Regions from separate parts of the Homo sapiens genome. Here region 2 is linked to region 1. Evidence: chromatin contacts called from ENCODE Hi-C or POLR2A ChIA-PET data. All regions are on one chromosome and are shown on one strand. Each heading gives the region's core, a stretch centred on a gene start or an enhancer-like site at or near the end of the contact. The rest is flanking DNA. Distances are from core to core; before and after follow the strand shown. Region 1 has its middle 35 kb from the start of LINC01937. Region 2 holds the start of LINC01937 (long intergenic non-protein coding RNA 1937).

The links. Hi-C counts contacts between places; a loop is a spot of excess contacts on that map. ChIA-PET counts read pairs that join two places held with the same protein, here RNA polymerase II (POLR2A). Pooled maps may share reads with other maps.
Region 2: a map of mammary epithelial cell shows a loop between it and region 1 (4-fold over the local background). The contact joins the promoter of LINC01937 here to the enhancer-like site in region 1. A Hi-C loop is called at or near these places in 2 of 168 maps with a recorded cell type or tissue (ascending aorta and mammary epithelial cell) and 5 of 50 pooled maps. POLR2A ChIA-PET finds 5 or more read pairs at or near these places in 3 of 52 experiments (BJ, MCF 10A and activated naive CD4-positive, alpha-beta T cell).

What each region holds. Positions count from the first base shown.
Region 1 is chr2:238,682,523-238,688,263 of GRCh38, forward strand. No RefSeq gene overlaps it. Among named protein-coding and RNA genes, the nearest start is that of LINC01937, 35 kb to the right of the region's middle. RefSeq lists an enhancer at 1,300-2,499. Within about 2 kb of position 2,434, at least 7 of the 41 ENCODE cell types and tissues checked have a DNase peak (open chromatin) inside an H3K27ac peak, as active enhancers do; they include ascending aorta, where a contact is called at or near this core.
Region 2 is chr2:238,717,636-238,723,376 of GRCh38, forward strand. It overlaps LINC01937 (long intergenic non-protein coding RNA 1937), which reads left to right and starts at 2,354. Exons shown (of 3, transcript XR_924050.2): 1 at 2,354-2,786.

The sequences.
Region 1 (5,741 bases), core at 1,184-3,683:
CAATTTTTCCACAGATGGGGCTGGGGGATGGTTTTGGGATGATTCAAGTGCATTACATTTATTATTAGATTCTCATAAGGAGCTTGCAACCTAGATCCCTCACATGTGTAGTTCACAATAGGGTTTGCACTCCTATGAGAATTGAATGCCACTGCTGATCTGACAGTAGGCGGAGCGCCGCTAGCCCACCACTCACCTCCTGCTGTGCAGCCAGGTTCCTAACAGGCTGTGGACCAGTACTGCTCCATGGCCCAGGGACTGCGGACCCTTGGGCTAAAGGGCCTATTTTTGGAGCTTCTACTGCATGTGTGTATTGCCAGTCTTCAGTTCAGAATAATTTTCATGTCTACCTAGTCTTCAGGATAGTATTGATTTGCCTTCTCACGTTTTTCACCAATCTGGGACACTACATTTCATAGACCTTTCCTTTATCGTAGGAAAACATGTCATTTAAAAAAATTATTAATGAGATTAAACTTTCCCCTACTTTATATAGTATGCATATTCGTGTGCTTAGCACACCTTATTCCATAGCTTATTGAATTTTAAATGCAATCTCTATATGAAGACCATTAACAATTTGTATTTATATTGTTTCCATTTCATCATTTCCCTTTTTATTTCATCGTTGACATAAAGAAGTCTTACATGTTTAGGTTGACTTATCTATCAGTTTTTCTCTTACAGTTTTTGCCTTGGGGTCACCTTGAAATTCTCCATCCCATCTATGGTCATATAAATATTCGATTATCATCTATTTTAAGAGTTTTATAATCTTTTCTTTAATATTTAATATGTTAATCACAATTGAAATGATTTTAGTTTAAGACACAGATTAATTATAAATGTTAGTACCTAAACTCCACTTAGTAACTAACTCATGCTTTCCCCATTGATTTGCAATGCCACCATTACTGTGCATTCACTGTCTTTACATAGATATAGCATAGGAAGCCCTTGGAAATTAAAGAACAAACTTGAGTCAGAGGTGTAAGAAGTAGCTGTGAAGTTTCACCTGCAATCATCTCTGGGATTCAGGATGTATTTCCTCTGGGAAATGCAGGGCTACTCTCTGAGTGTCCGTCATACCTGGGGCACGTCTTCCTGGTCCTCAGTTCTTCCTGGTCCTCAGGGCATGGTCAGTGGTTGCTCAGTTGATCCTGACTCCAGCCTCTTCATCTTCAAACCAGTATCAATTGTCTTTCTTTTTCTTCTTCCTAGGTTTAGATTTCAAGGTTCCAGAGGGTGAGATTCATTTTTTTTCCTCCCACAACCTAACCACCCAATGCACAAACCCCCTTTCTTAGGATGGGCTCCCCCAGTAGCAGCCCCTGAGACAAGGATTTGAGCACAAGTAATTATTTTGAGGGTGATTCCAGGAAGCACTGTTGGGTGAATGCAGAATGAAAGATCGGAAAAATGCAAGAAGGAGCATCATTGACTGCTGTGGGGGCTGGGCCCAATCCCACGGGGGACCTCCGGCCAATTATAGAATGTGCATCAGTGTTGGCCAACCTGAGGAGTAAGAAAGTTGGGGTCTTTACCCACCAACTCTTGTCAGTCACTGGGTGAGGGTTGTTCCCAGGGGTGCCTTTAACTCCCTGGTATTTCTGGCTTGATCCTCCTTGCAGAGAAAGCCTTAAGACAGAGCTGCAAGCACCTCCAGTTGGAGGCCGCGGGGGCCTATGGGCAGGTCACCAACTGTGACTGCTGAAGTCCACCCCTTGAAAGCATCCCTGACTGATTGTTGTTCAGCTCCCACTGAAAATGCTTTCAAGTTGGGATAATTCGAGATGGACTTTGGCATGGGTGGGCAACTCTCTTTAGAAAGTCTTTCCCTATACTGAGCCCAAAATGTTGTTCATAAATCTTCCACATGTTGTTCGAATTCTGCCATCTGGGGGAAAAAAGTGTAAAAAATATTTTCCAGACATATTTGAGAAATTACCCAGAAACACCAGACTTGACCCTCTTGCACAAACTAGGGCATAATACTAAGTTGCACAACTCTGAATGTCTGCCTCATCCTCTATGTTTGTCCATTGTTGTCATTGCTTAGAACAGCCAGGATGACGCTTGTGCGGGTGGAGGCTAAGGAAAGGCAACTAGATTCTACTTCAGTAGTGTGGGTGAGGAGAAGGTCAACTTAGCCAATGAGCACCTTGATTATGTCAGTTGCTCCAGGGAGTTGGGGAAAAACATACACGGTCTGACTAATCCATGAGTCATATGAATGTTTATTCTCATTTTCAGATTTTTAAAAACTCACAAATGCTTCCCTCCCACAAGCAAACAGTTGCCGTTTTTTGTTCTAGAAGACTGTAGACCAGCCAATTCTATCATAATTTTAATCTCTTACCACATACTAATGGAATACATGCATTTAATTTGGCCTAGAGCAAGATGGGCTCCCAAGGCAAAATCTGACTTGAATCTGTTCCCTTCCTTTCTTCACAAGCAAATCCCAGGAGGCAGTTGCAAGGAGCTCAGCACTCAGAGCCACCCCTTGACAAGTTCACAAGCCAATGATGCTGGGAAGGAATTTACACTTTGCATTCGCTGGCTTTTCTTCAAATATTTGGGTGGAGCACTTGCATCTCGTATTTTAGTGACAAGGAGGGTGATAAATGAGATCATAAACTAAGTTCTGTTGTCATCACTTTACCAAAGTTGAGTAGGATTAATTACAAAGAATCTGAGCTGAGAGTACCCCTCAAGGTCAGAAGTTGACTGCAGTGGCCTTCAGTCTTGCAAGACGTTCCATGAAACCAGAAGAATCTTATTTCTACCATTTTAGTTGACTCACATTCACAGGTCAGCAGGGAGACCTGAGTCTGGAATTTGGAGTTAATTTCTGGCCTAGGAATTAGAGGCCAGGCTGCACAAACCTGCAATAGGAAGATCTAATTTACAAAGGCAATCCCATCCTCCCTGGTAGTGTGCACCTGCATCCTCGGCCCCTAACACATGTGTTCCCAAGGCCACCTTCTCCATGAGCCCCGGACTCTCCATCACCCCACAGCTGGGCACTGCTGCTGGCTAGATCTCCAAGCTCACTGGACTGAGCAGGGCTGGGTTCGCAGTGTGGGCCTTGCTCAGAGGAATTGCAGAGGTGTCCTGAACACTCTTGAGTTCTGTTGGTGATGAGATTGGCTGCTTGTTTTCGAGAACTGAGAGTTTTCATTCATGTTGTCAGTCTCATTCATTATCTATTTTTTTATTAAAAAATGGAAATTTCATTAACTCAAAATGAAAATGTCCATTGCCATACATTATTGGGGACAGATGTTCAATTTCAAAGCATGCATAAGTGTACTGTATTTTCCAACAGGGGGTAGGAGCCAGACACTCCTAAGAGCCCTTGCCAATCAGCAGCGCCCCCTGCCCCACACCCACTGCCAACACACACACTGTGGCCAGATTTGCTGTCATGGAGCCCAGAGTCCTGGGATCTAAAGGGGGTCATCTGCCTGGCCTGACCTCAAATCCTACCCTGATGCTGTCCTCAAGAATGGGTGTTTTCTGAGGTTCGGTGTCTGTCTGTCTCTGCCCTGGCTGCCCTTTCTCCCTCCACAGCCCCATCTATCTCCTGATGAACACTTTCTGTTACACTCGGCCACCCTCCTCAGCCTCAGCCGAGAGGATGGGGTGAGAGGAGAGGACACAGATAATATATACAGTCTATTATATCTCAGCTATAATAGATAAAATTTTCACAATAATGACCCCCTAACTTGTGTGACCAGCCCCCAGGCTAAAGTGATCTTGGGCCAATGGCACTAATAGCTGTCAGGCAGTGGGATGGGCTACTTCTTGAGCTGGAAATGGTGCCACTGCACGGATCTGTGGTGCCTTCATGGCAGGCACATGACACCTATGCAGCCCTGGCAAACAGCAGTGTCCTCAAGGGAACTGTCTCTCTCTGCGACGTCTGGGTAGGGGCACCGTGACATGCCACAGGGAGCGGTACTCCATGAGAGCAAAGGACACATGTAGGCTTAGCAAGGAAACTCACCAGTGTGACCTCAGTGTTCAGAGAGCAGGTGCGAAATCGGCTTCATGAGCTGCCTGAGTCAAGAGTAGCTCAGGGCTGATGGATGCCCATGCACCATGATGAGGTTATCTAGAACAGAAAATACAAGCATAGCTAGAGATGAAAGAAGGAATAAGAAAACACATACGGGAAGGACTGCTAAGAGGCAGGAAGAGACACAAAGGGGGCCTGGTGTGAGGAGGAAATGTGGTTTTGAAGTCAAAGACAGTCACTCCAGAATTTAAAGTCCTGTCAAAGGCAAAACAGGTCCTTCGGGAAGCTCCCTCGTGATGTGGAGTGGGAGCCCGGAGGCCTCCAGAATGCATAGGGACGAGGCAAAAGGGTGGATGGGATTTTAAACAAGAGGAGAATAAAAGGATACTGCATATGGGGGAACGTCTGAACTATGGGTGTCCTCAAGGCAGAGCCAGACTCCACGGGATGAAAACCATATTCAGAGACACAGCAGGGCAGCAAGATGGGTCTGCAGAAGCTCCCCCAGCACCTGCTAAATCAACAGAAATAGAATACAGAAAGAAACACATCCCTCGACATACACCAATAAAACACTTAAGCTGCAAGGAAGAAGGGATCTTTCAAACACTTAGGTCAAAAAACAACAGCACCACAAGGAAAAAGCTCTGAAGGCCTGAGGCTTCCCCTTGGCTGCACACAGATGCATAAACTGCTTATCACATGAAGCAACAGGAAGACCACCTTTGGTGTACAGGCATTAAGAAGACTGGTGGCTGCCGCTCTTCCTCGTGTCTGCTGATGAAAAGGCATAGCAGAGAAGAGATCGACCCAAGTGGCCCAGAATGAGGCTCACAACAAAATCCCCGTTGATAAGACAAGAAAAAAACCAAGCTATGACACAGAGGAGACATTATTTTCATTATTTGAGGATGATCTGAGTTATTGTCTTTCCAGGGACAACTTAAAAATGACTAGAACGGATATGAGTTCAGGAGGTGGCTGGTAACAAAACATCCATGTCTAAGCATCTGTGATTTTTCTAGATGCTCCATGTATCGGCAAAACCAAGTTTAGATCCTCAGAGTGAAGGATCAACTCTGCTGTCTGTATGTATGCATGTATGTGTATACTTATTTTGAATACATATATACCTGTTCACTTATTATTTTTTTCTGAAATTGGGATGTTTTCATGACCATTACATATATTAAATATAATAGCCTTTTTTTTCCTGGAAAGGTGACATCAAGTTAATGGTGCATTTTCTAATCAACATTGTTTTTGAATGAAGGAAATGTGACTCAGTTGAGAAAATGCATTTGGCCAGGCACGGTGGCTCATGCCTGTGATCCCAGCACTTTGGGAGGCCCTAAGGTGGGCAGGTCTCTTGAGTCCAAGAGTTTGAGGCCACCCTAGGCAAAATGGTGAAACACCATGTCTGCAAAAATTACAAAAAATTAGCTTGACATGGTGGTGGGCGCCTGTAGTCTCAGCTACTCAGGAGGCTGAGGTGGTAGGATCGCTTGAGGCCAGTAGTTTGAGTCTGCAGTGAGCTGAGACTGTGTGATTGCAACACTGCACCCCAGCCTGGGCAACAGAGCAAGACCCTGTCTCAAAAAAAAAAAAAAAAAAGAAGAAGAAAGAAAAATGCATTTTATTTGCAAGAGTTACAGAATGATGAAGTGCAGAGTGTCATAAATCAGGAGGTGCGTGAGAGCAGTGGCAGAGCCCT
Region 2 (5,741 bases), core at 1,104-3,603, 35 kb after region 1:
TGTGCCATGCTGGTGCGCTGCACCCACTAATGTGTCATCTAGCATTAGGTATATCTCCCAATGCTATCCCTCCCCCCTCCCCCGACCCCACCACAGTCCCCAGAGTGTGATATTCCCCTTCCTGTGTCCATGTGATCTCATTGTTCAATTCCCACCTATGAGTGAGAATATGCGGTGTTTGGTTTTTTGTTCTTGCGATAGTTTACTGAGAATGATGGTTTCCAATTTCATCCATGTCCCTACAAAGGATATGAACTCATCATTTTTTATGGCTGCATAGTATTCCATGGTGTATATGTGCCACATTTTCTTAATCCAGTCTATCATTGTTGGACATTTGGGTTGGTTCCAAGTCTTTGCTATTGTGAATAGTGCCGCAATAAACATACGTGTGCATGTGTCTTTATAGCAGCATGATTTATACTCATTTGGGTGAACTCCCATTCACAATTGCTTCAAAGAGAATAAAATACCTAGGAATCCAACTTACAAGGGATGTGAAGGACCTCTTCAAGGAGAACTACAAACCACTGCTCAAGGAAATAAAAGAGGAGACAAACAAATGGAAGAACATTCCATGCTCATGGGTAGGAAGAATCAATATCGTGAAAATGGCCATACTGCCCAAGGTAATTTACAGATTGAATGCCATCCCCATCAAGCTACCAATGACTTTCTTCACAGAATTGGAAAAAACTACTTTAAAGTTCATATGGAACCAAAAAAGAGCCCGCATTGCCAAGTCAATCCTAAGCCAAAAGAACAAAGCTGGAGGCATCACACTACCTGACTTCAAACTATACTACAAGGCTACAGTAACCAAAACAGCATGGTACTGGTACCAAAACAGAGATATAGATCAATGGAACAGAACAGAGCCCTCAGAAATAATGCCGCATATCTACAACTATCTGATCTTTGACAAACCTGAGAAAAACAAGCAATGGGGAAAGGATTCCCTATTTAATAAATGGTGCTGGGAAAACTGGCTAGCCATATGTAGAAAGCTGAAACTGGATCCCTTCCTTACACCTTATACAAAAATCAATTCAAGATGGATTAAAGATTTAAACGTTAAACCTAAAACCATAAAAACCCTAGAAGAAAACCTAGGCATTACCATTCAGGACATAGGCGTGGGCAAGGACTTCATGTCCAAAACACCAAAAGCAATGGCAACAAAAGACAAAATTGACAAATGGGATCTAATTAAACTAAAGAGCTTCTGCACAGAACTAATTATTTTTTAAAAATTACTAGATTTCAAGAAAAAATGATTTTTCATGTAAACATATCAGATATGATGATTTTAGAGAAAATTCAGTTAACTTTTAATATTCTTAAACCAGTAAAGGGATTCCAGACCTTGAAATGTTGCATTGCTGCATACGCCAACATCATGTGAAAAATTCATATATCTAAACCCCCAACACAGGCACACAAATACTTTCCCAAGAGCCTCACAGTTTCCAGAAAAGTTGTGAATTCTGAGGCAACATAGTTTTTTTGTTTTTGAGGTAGGGTCTCACTCTGTCACCCAGGCTGGAGTGCAATGACATGGCTCCCTGTAGCCTGGACATCCTAGACTCAAGCGATTCTCCTGCCTCAGCCTCCCAAGTAGCAGGACTACAAGCATGCTCCACCACACCTGGTTAATTTTTACATTTCTTGTAGAGATGGGGTCTCACTACATTACCCAGGCTGATCTCAAACTCCTGGACTCAAGCGATCTTCTTGCCTTGGCCTCCCAAAGTGCTGGGATTACAGGAGTGGGCCATCATGCCTGACCCTAAGGCAATATTCTAATTAACAAATTGGTTTGTACACATTCACACGTTTTGCAGTATGTAGGTTATTGTTTGAAGCTTTGAGAACTCTCCAGTTTCTAGAACTGCTGAAGAATCTAGGCCTCTGCCTCTCTTGCTCAGATTCTAAACAATGGAGATGTGTGGGTTTGGCTCAGCAATGCTAAAACATTTAGTAAAACAGGACAACAGCTAAAAGTATCGAAAGCTTAATGTGCAGGATAGGTTGAATTTGCTAAAGGAGCAGTTTTTGTGGCACTGGAGAAACTGAGCATGTTTTGGTGTCTGCCTGGGCTGCACGTCCTCATCCTGTAGGGTCCCTATGTGTCTGGGTCTCAGCAGAGGCTGAGGCTTTGGCGGACGCCCATCATGGACAGACACATCCACATGGGGGTGGGGCAGCCTGGTCCTCACACATCCCGGCGCCCCGGCCTGTCGCCTGGAGACTGCAATTATGCACAGAAGACGCCAAATTGCTGCGTATTTCCAAACATTTGGAATCCTAATCCCTTCAGGAAAGTTTTTTCTTGGATGCCACACCAAATCTAAATGGCAGAAACAATTCTTGTGATTAGGTGCAGGTTGTATGTAAAGGGAAAGAACCCTGGAAAAGTGACCTGGGTTTTGATGTGGACATTTAAAGGCTTTAGCAAGATGCTTTGGTGATTTGGCCTCGGTCTCCTCAACAGAGAATGAAAGGGATGAACCGAACAAAGCCTTTTAAGCTTGAGAGGGTCTGAGGAGAGAATATGCTCTCTGTAAGTTTCACGCCCCCTGAAACTTACAGGAGACACCTGTGCCACCTAACAAATGTTTCTAGGGAAACAGCAAATGCGAATGCTTCCGAGTAACCAATCGGTGCGCACACTCCCCCGGCCCCACCACAAGAGGGCGGTGTGACTAGCAAATGAAGCGTAGAAGACCCATCAGCAGTGGAGGTTGCTGGGGACAACGGCTGATGAAGCCTTCTCACGGTGCAGGGTAAGCTCGAGCAGCTCAGCTCCAGGTGATGTGTTCTCTTCCTCTGAAGCGGAGCCTCACATTCCAATGGATAGGAGGAGGTTGAGTCATTAATGTAGCCGTGCTGCCCTATCCCAATGATGGGTTACAAGCACAGGGTCACCAAAACGGTAGGTGAATCACCACCCTACTAGTCCATACTTGCTCCCTCTTCCCAGCTCAACACTCAGACGAGGATAACGATTTCTATTGTGCAACCCAGTATTACACAGAAGAGGTGCACTGGGAGGTGGCGGCTCCTCCAACTCAGAAGAGATGGAATCCTCAAAGCATGAGGCAAGGCAGGAGGGGCAGAGGGCCAGGGAGGTGGCATAGCATTGCATGTTCTGCGTCTGTATCGACCAAACACATGAAAAACCTACAGAATGCACTGCATTCCATAGTGCTTTGGAGACCCGTCTCCATTCTCTCCCATCTTGAATCTGCTGGAGCCAGAAGAATGCCTCTCAAGAGCTGAATGGGGCAGGGCTGAGCACTGCAACCTGTGTGCATGAAAACAACTGAAAAGCAGTTCTCAGGAGGGCAAAGGCTCAGACACTGCACGACTATTCCTCGTTCCTGAGTTTCTCCAAACCTGCACTAGACCATCAAGGGGCAAATAAAAATCAACCACCCCCAGATAGCAAGTCCTCGTATAGGACTAGAGGTGGATATTGAAATTAGTAAGCATTAGAGAGGAACCGGAAATACACCAAAGCAAAGCAGAATATAAAATGGAAGGACAAAGATGAAAATAACTTGAAAAGTGTACTTTACATGAGAAAAATACTTAATAAAAGTCTGCGTATTTACTTCTGAGTAAATTATAGAAGATGGAGGAAGAACAGGGATTGTTAAAGAAGAATGAGAAACATGCAAAGCGACTTATTCTATATAGGGGGAATTAAAAGAGGAGTTTATTTTTGGTTCTTAAGTAGATTGACAACAACAATATCATTATAGACCAGTGACTTGTTCCACAGATAATTACTGAGCATCTGATACACATAGCACCGTTCTGGCACAAACAACTTAAAAGACACAGAGTACGGAAAGCTGGAAATTAAAACAAATAAAATGGCTAATTGGTAGTTTGTCAATTAGCCAATTTACCCAAAAGACAAAGGCCTTTTGGCACGGACAATTCATCCAAAGGCAAATTTGGCTAAATGATTTCTTGTCATAATAGCATTATAGTCATAAATAGATATTTCATTCTTTCTAATCAAAATTCCGACAATCTCAGATTTGGTGGAAAAAAAAAATCTCCAAGCAGCATGGAACACAGCACGAGCTTTGCAACCAGATAAATTTGGGTTCAAATCTCAGTTGGCCATTGATTAGCTGTTGAGTCTTTACCCTGCTACTTAATTACCTCAACCAAAAAACGGAGCTCATAGCTGTGCCTTCGAGGATTGCAAACATCAAATGAACCAAACAGTCCCAAGCAAATCGATGCTCAACACCGTATCAAGAAATACGAGGAAGAGGAGGAATTGCTTAAAATTAACACTTAAAAATGTATTAACACATAAAAGAAAAAATTGAAGAGTGGGGAAAAAGTGCGTCTACTTGACACAAATACAAAGAAAGCAAAAATTTAAGAATGCTTCAGAAGTATTTGAAAAGCATCAAATGGAAAAAAGTTCACGTTATAATAAAAGATAAAATCCGTGAATATAAAAAGTGCTAAACTTTGTTGACTTAATAATATGTAGGTTTAAAGTAGTCAGAAATATAAGGTTACACAAAAACGCAAATAGAGCAAAAGATATCAAAGTACTGTGTCCGGAGTTGGTGGGTTCTCGGTCTTGCTGACTTCAAGAATTAAGCTGCGGACACCCGCAGTGAGCGTTACAGTTCTTAAAAATTGCGTGCCCGGAGTTTGTTGCTTCAGATGTTCAGACGTGTCCTGAGTTTCTTCCTTCTAGTGGGTTCATGGTCTCGCTGACTTCAGAAGTGAAACTGCAGACCTTCGCGGTGAGTGTTACAGCTCAGAGAAGCAGCACTAACCCAAAGGGTGACCAGCATTAAGATTTATTACACAGAGCTGAAGAATACAGCTCCCAGCGTACAGACCTGGATCCAAGCGGGTTACTGCTGCTGGCTCTGGTGGCCTGCTTTTATTCCCTTATCTGGCCCCACCCACATCCTGCTGATTGGTCCATTTTACAGAGAGCTGATTGGTCCATTTTACGGAGAGCTGATTGGTCCGTTTTGACAGAGTGCTGATTGGTGCATTTACAATTCTTTAGCTAGACAGAGTGCTGATTGGTGCATTTACAATCCTTTAGCTAGACACAAAAGTTCTCCAAGTCCCCACCCGTGCCGGAAGCCCAGCTGGCTTCACCGCTCTCTGGCACTGCAGCGGGACTTTGCCACACCTAACCCAGACAGTCTGGCAGCCCAGAGGGAGCTCATTCGAGACAACCAAGAGGAAGAGGGGGGAAGTGAGAAAGAGACGGAGGCCCCCCATCGTGGCCAAAGACCCCGCGAAGAGGGAAGGGGGGCCCACGCATGGGAGCCAGCTTCCAGTCAAACCCAGCCGGCATTGGCAGGCCCCACGGAGTGCGGGGCCGCTGATCCCACGCCCACACAGAACCGGTGCAGGCCCACGAGCACCGCGACCAGCCCCACGTCTCCCTCCACACCTGTCCGCGAGCAAAGGGAGCTGGCTCCAGCCTCGGCCAGCCCCAAAGAGGGGCCCCCACAGCGCAGCGGCGGGCCGAAGGGCTCCTCGAGCGCGGCCAGAGTGGACGCGGAGGCCGAGAAGGCGCCGAGAGCAAGCGAGGGCTGCTAGCACGTTGTCACCTGTCAGTACCGTGGGCTTTTGCCACACAAAGTGGATGAAAAACAACAAAAATAATATAGTTTAATTTCAACAAAAAATAATATAGTTTAATTTCTCAGTGCCCTCCAGCATTGAAGACCACTGAG